2 separate regions of the Homo sapiens genome follow, and region 2 is linked to region 1. The links are chromatin loops, found by intact Hi-C in ENCODE. Cell type or tissue: sigmoid colon. All regions are shown on one strand.

Region 1 (5,000 bases):
CTGCCTCCACCAACTCACAGCTCATGATACAGGTTCTCGTCTCCCCCACGGAACACAAGGCTGACGTCTCAACACGGAGCCAAGAACCAAATGACACGGAACCCGCATCCGCCCATCAATGAGTGTTTTTTTTTTTTTTTTTTTTTTTTTTTTTTGAGACAGTCTCTCTCTGTCGCCCAGGCTGGAGTGCAGTGGCGTGATCTCAGCTCACTGCAAGCTCCGCCTCCTGGGTTCACACCATTCTCCTACCTCAGCCTCCCGAGTAGCTGAGACTACAGGCGCTGGCCACCACGCCCGGCTAATTTTTTGTATTTTTAGTAGAGACAGGGTTTCACCATGTTAGCCAGGATGATCTCCATCTCCTGACCTCATGATCTGCCACTTCAGCCTCCCAAAGTGCTGAGATTACAGGCGTGAGCCACCGTGCCCAGCCGATGCTAACTAGGTAGCTGGCCACTGACAACAAAGGACAATTTCTGCAGAAATGTTAAAGCTTGCCGGGCACTCCACACCGGCAGCCATCAGCTGCCCACTACGGAGACGCTCAGTTGCTTTTGGAAATGCCTTGTTAACCCGTTTTACAAACAATGTCCAAAATCTGAACCACAGAAGCAGCCACATGTGCACGTGCTTGATTTAAATCGAGCCCCCAGTCAATCAGCAAAGAAAATTTCCAGACAAGACTTTAATAAATCCTAGGTTACTATCATCTCTCAAAACCTAGGAGGTGGGAAAGGGTGGCAGCACTGAGTAACTTCCATGCCCCGCATTTTCCCCCAAACCAGGGTCTGGGAACTAAGTCTCGAGGCTGAGCCCAGCTTCCAGGCCACTTCTGGAGACACGCTCTGTGCTCACGGCCTGCTCCTTGCCGAGCTGCAAGGCAAGACAGTTCAGTGCAGCTCTTCACAGGAGGGTTTGCTGGCCCATCCCCAAAGATGAAAGTGTTTAATCCTTATAAGAACTTATTTTACAGATGAGAATTTGAGGCACAAATGGTACTCACGTTCCTCACCCAGGACCACAAATCTAAGACAAAACTCTGTCCAGCTCCAAAACCATGTCCCATGAAAACCACACCTAGAGTCTTCCACTCTAAAGCTGGTGTGGTGCCCAGAGGCCGCAGCCCTGGCTTCCTGGGCTTTCCTCGCATGTTCACGCCCCGTACATCCTCCTGACTCCATAACCTGCCTGGGAAGTGCCCTTCTCCGAAGGAAACGGGACTCTACTTCCTGCTTTGCCCTCTCCCAGCCCCTGCCCTGCATGGATGACGCCTCTGGGTACCCACGGCATAAATCACACGCTGTAGCTTGCGTGATGTCGTGGATGACTGTTCATGGTTTATTTGTAACACACATGCACAGTTATCCTTAAAACCAGACAATGTCCCATAGAACTGTGCCCCAACCCAGTTGTCTTACAAACTGAAGCCAGGGTGCTCCTGCGTGTACCACATGTACCACACACACAGACGTCTGTGCCTGACGCAGAGAGACCTGCAGGTAAGTGACTGGCTGGGAGTGCGCTGAAGACCTGGGCAGACGCGGGGTGATCATTTACCTGTTCAGTTACTGGGGGGCGGGCAAAGGGGAAACTTACGATGATTCTATCCCAAAATGCAGAAGACGACGGCTTGATGTGCATGCTACCCCAAAGCCGAAGCGCTGGATGCCACGGCCCTGAGACCAGGCTCACTCAGGCCCCAAAGCTCATGGCTCACAAACTCCTGCTACGTTTTCATGGAAAAAGTCCAGTTATTTTTAACTCTGGACTGCCTCAGCATCTGGTAGACAGAGGTCCACCAGATTCCCATGATAGACTCGCTGCAGGTTTACATGAGCAAACCTTCTAGCAGCACTTTTACATGCCGTCCTTTATTTTGAAGAACCAATGTTTCCCGTGCGAATACAATCAGGTCATAGGTGACAGGTAGATAATAGATGATGCATATAGACAGACGACAGAGATGATGGACAGATGGCAGGTGGTGGGAGGTGAGAGACTGACAGGCAGAAGCTAGCTGGCTGACTACACAGTATCCTCCCTGAACAGCTTCTTGGGTTGGGCCCAAGGCCTGACCTTCAATCAATGCCACGCTGTCACTAGGGAGACGGTGGCTCTGACAGTGCCTGGTGCTTCCTCCATTTCACACTAGGGACACAGTGGCTCTGACAGAGCCTGGTGCTTCCTCCATTTCACACTAGGGACACGGTGGCTCTGACGGTGCCCGGGGCTTCCTCCACTTCACACTAGGGACACGGTGGCTCTGACGGTGCCCGGGGCTTCCTCCACTTCACACTAGGGACACGGTGGCTCTGACGGTGCCCGGGGCTTCCTCCACTTCACACTAGGGACACGGTGGCTCTGACGGTGCCCGGGGCTTCCTCCACCTTCACACTAGGGACACGGTGGCTCTGACAGTGCCCGGGGCTTCCTCCATTTCACACCAGGGACATGGTGGCTCTGACGGTGCCTGGTCCTTCCTCCATTTCACACCAGGGACACGGTGGCTCTGACAGTGCCCGAGCCTTCCTCCATTTCACACCAGGGACACGGTGGCTCTGACGGTGCCTGGGGCTTCCTCCACCTTCACACTAGGGACACGGTGGCTCTGACAGTGCCCGGGGCTTCCTCCATTTCACACCAGGGACATGGTGGCTCTGACGGTGCCTGGTCCTTCCTCCATTTCACACCAGGGACACGGTGGCTCTGACAGTGCCCGAGCCTTCCTCCATTTCACACCAGGGACACGGTGGCTCTGACGGTGCCTGGGGCTTCCTCCATTTCACATTGGTTCAGGCTGAATGATCAATTAATTCCTGCCTCTCTTCTCTCCCTCTCACCTTGCGTCCATCAGGGCATGTGGTCATCAGCATGCAGCTACGTAAACTAAAGGCGCAAATGCTCCGAAAGAGGGCACATCCTTCCCCACGTTTCTAAGCTGGGGCCATCACGTGTCTGTTATCCCGCTAGGCGTATCCACTGCTCACAGCCTGCTTGTTCATATTTCCCCAAACCTGGAAGCGATGGGAACGTCATCCAAGGCTATTTCGAAAGTCAACTCCCGTCTCCGGGGAGGCCCTCCGGGAGGCTGGGTCTAAGGCACACCCTCAAGGCTGCTGTCAGAGAATGTGAACCACAGGAGCCCCTGCCAGAGCGCTTTCCACGTAAAATTCCAAACAGCATATTTTCCTGCTTCCACATCAAGGTACCCATTTATTTAATTTCCTTTTCACTTTATGACAGAAAAGTAAATGCAGTAATTGTAACCTCAGTGAGAAAAATAAGTGATCTCTTTAGAAACATTTTCTACTTCATTAAAAAAACGCCACTTATGTTATTCTCAGAGACTTTCCGTAAGAATTAAAATTTCAGAAGCAGAAATTAAAATCACAAAGAGGAGAGATTTACACACAAGTCCTACTTTGGAAGTGAAAACCCCAGTGAGGCAAAGTCACCAGCAGAAGGTCGAATGAGACTGAGGGATGATGCTTCTTTCCCTCCCTGAAGGGAACAATTCTTTTTCTCACTTATGTTGCAATCCAGAGTTTCAGGGCAAAACCCAATCTTACAAAAGCAGGGAAAGGTCTGCCTGGCAAACGCAGGGTTAAGATGACAGAACAGACAGACACCCGGCCCTTGTGGCTTCCTCTCGGCCTCAGGCACGCACCAGCCAATCTGGCCCAACTGGAACCAGTGCAGAGCCAGTGCTGTGAACGTCAGGCTCAAGACACGGACACTTGGGAGCCGCGTGACCCTAGGGGATGAAAGAAACGGGCCACAGAGCTGCTTCCACAGCGTGGCTCAGCTCCAAGCACACAGACCCACTCGGCAGTGGCGGTTTCCATGTGCAGTGTCAGGAGACTATTTAATGCTGGAATTAATAGTTTATATAACAAAGCAATCGTTTCCATGTTGGGAATTCTACGGCTGTCAGGAGCCCTGGTGCTGCTGCTCTGAGCCTATTGCTTTATAAGGAGCCAGGAGGCCCCGGAAGGCAAGGCCGCAGCCTCGTTTTTAAATCTCCGATAGGCTTCTTCGTTCTCCAGCAGGCGCTGCAGACCGGTGACAGCTCCTGTGTGTACCCCTCGCCTGCACTGGGGACAGGGGCAGGAGGACCTGGGATGTCCTCTCACCCCAGCAAGCTGAGCACAGCAGGGTCCCCCATGGGCCAGCTAACTAGTGTGGGTCGCATTTTTCTCATGGATAAAATATTGGAGATAGCACCTATCTACTTGCTGCCGCAGATGGAGAGATCAAACACACAGGATGTGAAGGTCTCAAAGCACTAAGGACACAAGAAAATCTTTAAAAAAAGTTCAACAAGCATTCATTCAGTATCTATTTCACATTCAATTCATGAGAGACGTCCAAGTTGATGGGAGGACTCATGAACACAGACCTGCTGTGCACCCTGCAGGGCCACAGGTATCGCCCCGTCAGGGGAGGGAGGCAAAGAAGATGGACCACAGAAAACCAGGGGCTAGGAAGAAGCTCAGAATCCTGACCCCAGAAAACAGGGGCTAGGAGGAATCTCAAAATCCCGACCCCAGAAAACAGGGGCAAGAGGAATCTCAAAATCCCGACCCCAGAAAACAGGGGCTAAGAGGAATCTCAAAATCCTGACCCCTGAGAACCCAGTTGTTGCTCTGCTCTGATGTCAACCACCATCTAGGGACCCCAGACGCCGCGGGCCCCCGTGTCGGAGACACTCCAGCTCTGGGGCTGAGGCTCCTTGCCCCAGGCATACCCCAGACAGCAGACAGAAGGGTCGCTGCAAGAATGCAAACGTGGTGAGCCTCTCTCCCCAAACTGCGTTGGAGGCTTCTCCCTGCTGTTTGGGCTGTGACCAAACTCCCCACAGGGCCTCCAAGTCCTTCCCAACCTGGCCCTGCCGCCTTGGCCACCCGTGCTCTGCCATGGCTCCACCTGCACCTGCTGTGCCCATCACCCCCTCATTCTCACAAGCCCCTGCCACATTTCCAGTGCAAGCATCGGCAGCT
Region 2 (5,000 bases), 190 kb after region 1:
CCAGTGACGTTTCTGTTTTCATTTCAGGTAAACTGGCCCACACGGTCTAGTTTACCTGCTGATAATTCCTTGGAAAGACCATCAGGGGAGATCCACACCATTTTCAGCTTTACAGGGATGTGAATTTCCATGCGATGAGAAAGGGAATGGGGAAATAAAACAAGGATTCAAAACAGATTGTTCTGAATTGTTTTGCCTGTGTGCTTCCTGGGAGTGGTAAAGTCAAGAACTGCCGCTCTGTGTCAGGCGAGGGAGTAATAGAGACAATGGCACCAACTCCTGAGACAGAGGACCTGACACATGGTGCAGCCACCGCCTGTGGCCACGGAAATTCCAGGGAATGCAGACCCCAGTTGCCTGGTGCAGCCACCGCCTGTGGCCACGGAAATTCCAGGGAATGCAGACCCCAGTTGCATGGTGCAGCCACCGCCTGCGGCCACGGAAATTCCAAGGAATGCAGGCCCCAGTTGCATGGTACAGCTACCGCCTGTGGCCACGGAAATTCCAGGGAATGCAGGCCCCAGTTGCATGGTACAGCCACCATCTATGGCCACAGAAATTCCGAGGAATGCAGACCCTCAGTCCCATGGTGCAGCCACCACCTGTGGCCACAGAAATTCCAGGGAATGCAGCCCCTCAGCTACATGGTACAGCCACCATCTATGGCCACGGATATTGGGAAACACAGACCGCAGTCACATGGTGCAGCCACCACCTATGGCCATGGAAATTCCAGGGAACACAGACCCTCAGTCACATGGTATGGCCACCGCCTGTGGCCACAGAAATTCCAGGGAATGCAGACCCTCAGTCACATGGTACAGCCACCATCTATGGCCACAGAAATTCCGAGGAATGCAGACCCTCAGTCACATGGTGCAGCCACCATCTATGGCCACAGAAATTCCAGGGAACATAGACCCCAGTCCCATGGTGCAGCCACCACCTGCGGCCACAGAAATTCCAGGGAATGCAGCCCCTCAGTTACATGGTACAGCCACCACCTATGGCCACGGAAATTCCAGGGAACACAGACCCTTAGTCACATGGTACAGCCACCATCTATGGCCACGGAAATTCCAGGGAACACAGACCCTCAGTCACATGGTACAGCCACCATCTACGGCCACGGAAATTCCAGGGAATGCAGACCCCAGTCTCTAAAGTGTTATTTGTTTTATGAACTTCACTGCAGTGATTGTGGAAGAGTTTCTCTCTGTGCAGAGCTCAGCATCCAGAAGGGAAGTTGGCCCCAGGAACGCCTTCCTCCTCTTCAGAGCTCAGGGCCCAGGGCTAAGGCCCTTGGGAGAGGTCCCTGTTCGGCAACTGTGCCTGTGGAGGGCCCCCCAACACTCACCGTGTATCTCCTAGGAGCAGAGGCTGCAACAGGGACCCAGAGACCAAGCCTCTGCTCAGGCAACAGTGAGCTGATGGCCTTCCACTCTAAGTTCCAACTGCATGGAGTGTGTATTCCATGAATGCTTGTTAAATGAATGATTCACATAATAAGGTCTTCTGTGCTGACCTTTGCTGGTCTGCTGACCATGGGCTTCAGAGCATAGACCTCATTCCTGGAGCAACCAGCTCTTCCCAGAGCAACGGCCGCTGGAGGACAAAGGCCAGGGCTTCTTCCTGCAGCAACGCACTCAGGACCCTGCGCTGGGCACACTGGGGCCTCTCCAGCAGAAGATCCCCAGCCCTGACCTTGCAACACCAGTGAACCCCAGGGGAGCCCCAAGTGCTCAAAATCAAGTAAATGTCCATTGTGATTTAACATACCAATTTTAGAAGAAAGGGCAGATTGCCACCTCCCTCCTCAAACTAGGGACCATAAATCGATACAAGGCCTTAACTGAGGCTCTGCCTTAAATCCTGCTAAAACTACCAGCCAAACACCCAAATTTACATTAAAGTTAAAGGAAAAAAAAAAACTAAACCAAACACCTGTAAGAAATGGTCAAGTAAACTGTGATACATCAACCCAAAGATTAAACATTAAAACGATGAAGTAGCAAGATATTAAAAGAATACAAACTCTATGTACGTCATGGCTCAAGGGTTCTAAAATTACACAGAGACAAAGACTGGAATGGAAGGGGGATATGTTTACAGATACATTTTTTATTTTTTAATTTTTAATGGTATATTACTTCTCTAATATATGATTTGACTAACCAGATAATTCAGCAAAAAAAAAAAATCAATCGTGCCTATAGATAAATATGTAAAGAATCCCTCTCTCTGATGCCAATGGAATTAGTTTGGGTCCGGCCCACAGTCTTCAATCTTTGAATTAAGACACAAAAACCATCTTCCAAGCTATTAGCGAAACAAAAAATGATTTAAAACCAGGAGCCCAAAAGAAAAGACCTACCATCAGTCACAGCATCTCTCCACGCCTCTCTACCCTGGACAGTGTTCCTTCTTTCCCCATTTTCATACCTACTGCACAAAGCACTTAGTAAAAAGTTATCTCAATTCATGAGTCGCGCAGCACAAAGGGCCGATGTCACTACCAACATACCCCGCAGCCCAAAACCGAAGCAGCAACCCCCAGCGAAGGGAAAATGAGAGGCTGCTGGTTGTAATTGTAAATCTCACAACTCAATGTCTTAGCACTTTCCTGCCTTGTTGCTTTCAAGGGCTTATTAAAATTAACTCCCCTACTGGATATTGAAGAAAGAAGGCAGGACGGTTGTGCAGGCTCCGAAGAGGCGGAGCCCTCGTTCCGCAGCCACCGCTGTCTTTCTACCCACAGCAGCCGGGTTTACCAATTAGTCTCCCTTAAAGGGCACTGTTTATGATCATCACCAACAAATGGATGCAATTACTTCTTTTGAGATGTAGCAAGTTTTTGGCACAATAGTCATAAACCCTGCATGGCACACACACAGAAGGAAGATTAAAGCCCTGGAGGTGGAGGCGTTCGGGAAGGGAAGGTGGAAGCAGGAAGGACACCCACAAGATAGAGTGGTCAGAAACCGACCACGTCACCAAAGGGCGCCATAGACGTTCCAGAGGACAAAATGCCCGTCTTTCCAGGGTAAACACCCATTTGCCAAACAGCCAGTGACGGCAAGCAGGAGTTTGCTTTTTTAAAGGCGTCTGAGTAACGATGAGAAGAGCAAGAAATGAGCTTAATAATGGGACTGACGGGGCCCTGGGCTGGTGACTCAGCCAATGTGCACAGCATCAAAACCCAGGTTCCTCAGTGCGCTCCCTCTGCAGTTCAGGAGAGCGCTACAACTCACCCCATAAATCACTGATTAAAAAAAATCAGTTCTAAAAAAAGAGACGACCCATTTGAAAGCAGCTGGGAGGAGGAAGACAGTGACTCACAGAATCCAACCGCTTGTAGCCTCGGAACCATAACAAGAATATGAAACTAGCAAGTCCAGTGTGAGGCAGAACAGAGACGCCGTCATGGCTCTCAGGAGGCTGAGCGGGAAGCGCGTGGCTCGGGCCCCTAACGGCACCTGGAGCAGCCTATGGGCCTGTGCCCTTCATGTGGGTTCGCTTTCCTAGCTTCCTGGCTAAATTTGATGTATAGCATTTATTCGCCAAGAAAAGAACATTCAAATCAAACTATTGTCATAACTCTGAAGGACTCTTAACATTCCAGTCCACACGTTCAAAAGCCCACACATATCAGTGCTGCCACTGTGCAGGTCACAATGTTTTCAATGCATCTTGCACGCAACCAGTAATGATGTTTTCAATGCATCATGCAGGTAGCCATCTCATTCAGGATACTTAAATATCTGTGACGACTTGATACTTAGTTATCTGTGACTTTCAGATAGATGTAACAACGCTACCTGGCCAAGAAGTCCTCACCCTCCTGAACCCACTGACCCTCCTACCCTCCTCTCAGTTACAACAAACTGTCCGTGAGGCTCAATGAAGCTCAGCTTTCCCACGTTTGTTTTTTCAGAGTAAACTATTTCTTTTCAATGAAAATAATGTGTACAGAGTCCTCAGGACCTTCTCTTAGGCTCTGGAAGGTGGTCCCCTGGTCAGCTCTTACACAGGCGTGTGACTTCCTCACTGTGCAGGGTGGAACCTCCAAGAAATGCACAGGGCTGGGGGTGCCGAGGGCAGAACTCCATTCCAAAGCCACAAATATCTGTGACCTTGTGCCAAGTGTCCTGAAAAAGCCACCCCCAAAACCTACAAACCTCCCACTGGGCCATCATTTTAGGATCCCCTCTTTGGCGACAGCAACGTGCAGGCTGTGTGAAGACCATGTCTCTGTACTTGACACGTATTCATATGTGCTAACAGTAACACACACAGCCAGGCACGGTGGCTCACGCCTGTAATCCCAACACTTTGGGAGGCTGAGGCAGGGGGATCACCTGAGGTCAGGAGTTCGAGACCAGCCTGGCCAACATGGTGAAACCCCATCTCTACTAAAAATACAAAAAATTAGCCGGGTGTGGTGGCGGGCACCTGTAGTCCCAGCTACTTGAGAGGCTGAGGCAGGAGAATCACTTGAACCCAGGAGGCGAAGGTTGCAATTAGCCGAGATTGCACCACTGCACCCCAGCCTGGGCAACAAGAGTGAAACTTGGTCCCCAAAAAAAAAAAAAAAAAAAAAAAAAAATATATATATATATATATATATATACATATATATATATATATATATAAACACACGCACACAGGTCCCTCAACCAACACAGGAAGACCTGGCACGTGCGCGAGCCTTCACCTCCCTCTGCAAGCAGGTTCTCCCCTGCTGAAAAAACATTAGGCTGCACTACTGTGGAGCATAACTGCTCGCTGAAGGAATCGGCTACATTAACTAGCAGAGCAGAGCATGGAGGATGGAGTCAGTGGGCATGGAACACGCTGACAATTACCAAAGCCACAGAGTACAAAGCATGGCACCTATTTTTCAAAACTTCTCTTCCACCAAAAACCAACAATTTTTGCAGGCTATATTATGAGTTCTATCAAAATAATTCAGCACCTCCTAAACAAATGGGAAAGAGCTC

The links. A loop is a pair of places that touch in the nucleus more often than their neighbours do. Peaks named below come from ENCODE experiments on the same cell type or tissue, not always from the same donor. Only the 100,000 strongest peaks of a DNase experiment are listed, where the experiment ranks them.
Region 2: a loop joins it to region 1, with 3 times the contacts of the local background. A loop is called at or near these places in 8 of 110 quality-filtered maps.

What each region holds. Positions count from the first base shown.
Region 1 is chr10:487,443-492,442 of GRCh38, forward strand. The region is part of intron 1 of DIP2C (disco interacting protein 2 homolog C); the gene reads right to left. Among named protein-coding and RNA genes, the nearest start is that of DIP2C-AS2, 140 kb to the right of the region's middle. RefSeq lists an enhancer at 3,761-4,288. In sigmoid colon, no CTCF peak of the experiment used is centred here; DNase peaks (open chromatin) are centred at 3,009, 3,779 and 4,881; H3K4me3 peaks cover 1,153 bases.
Region 2 is chr10:680,557-685,556 of GRCh38, forward strand. The region is part of intron 1 of DIP2C (disco interacting protein 2 homolog C); the gene reads right to left. Among named protein-coding and RNA genes, the nearest start is that of DIP2C, 6.6 kb to the right of the region's middle. In sigmoid colon, no CTCF peak of the experiment used is centred here; a DNase peak (open chromatin) is centred at 3,085; H3K4me3 peaks cover 1,444 bases; H3K27ac peaks cover 441 bases.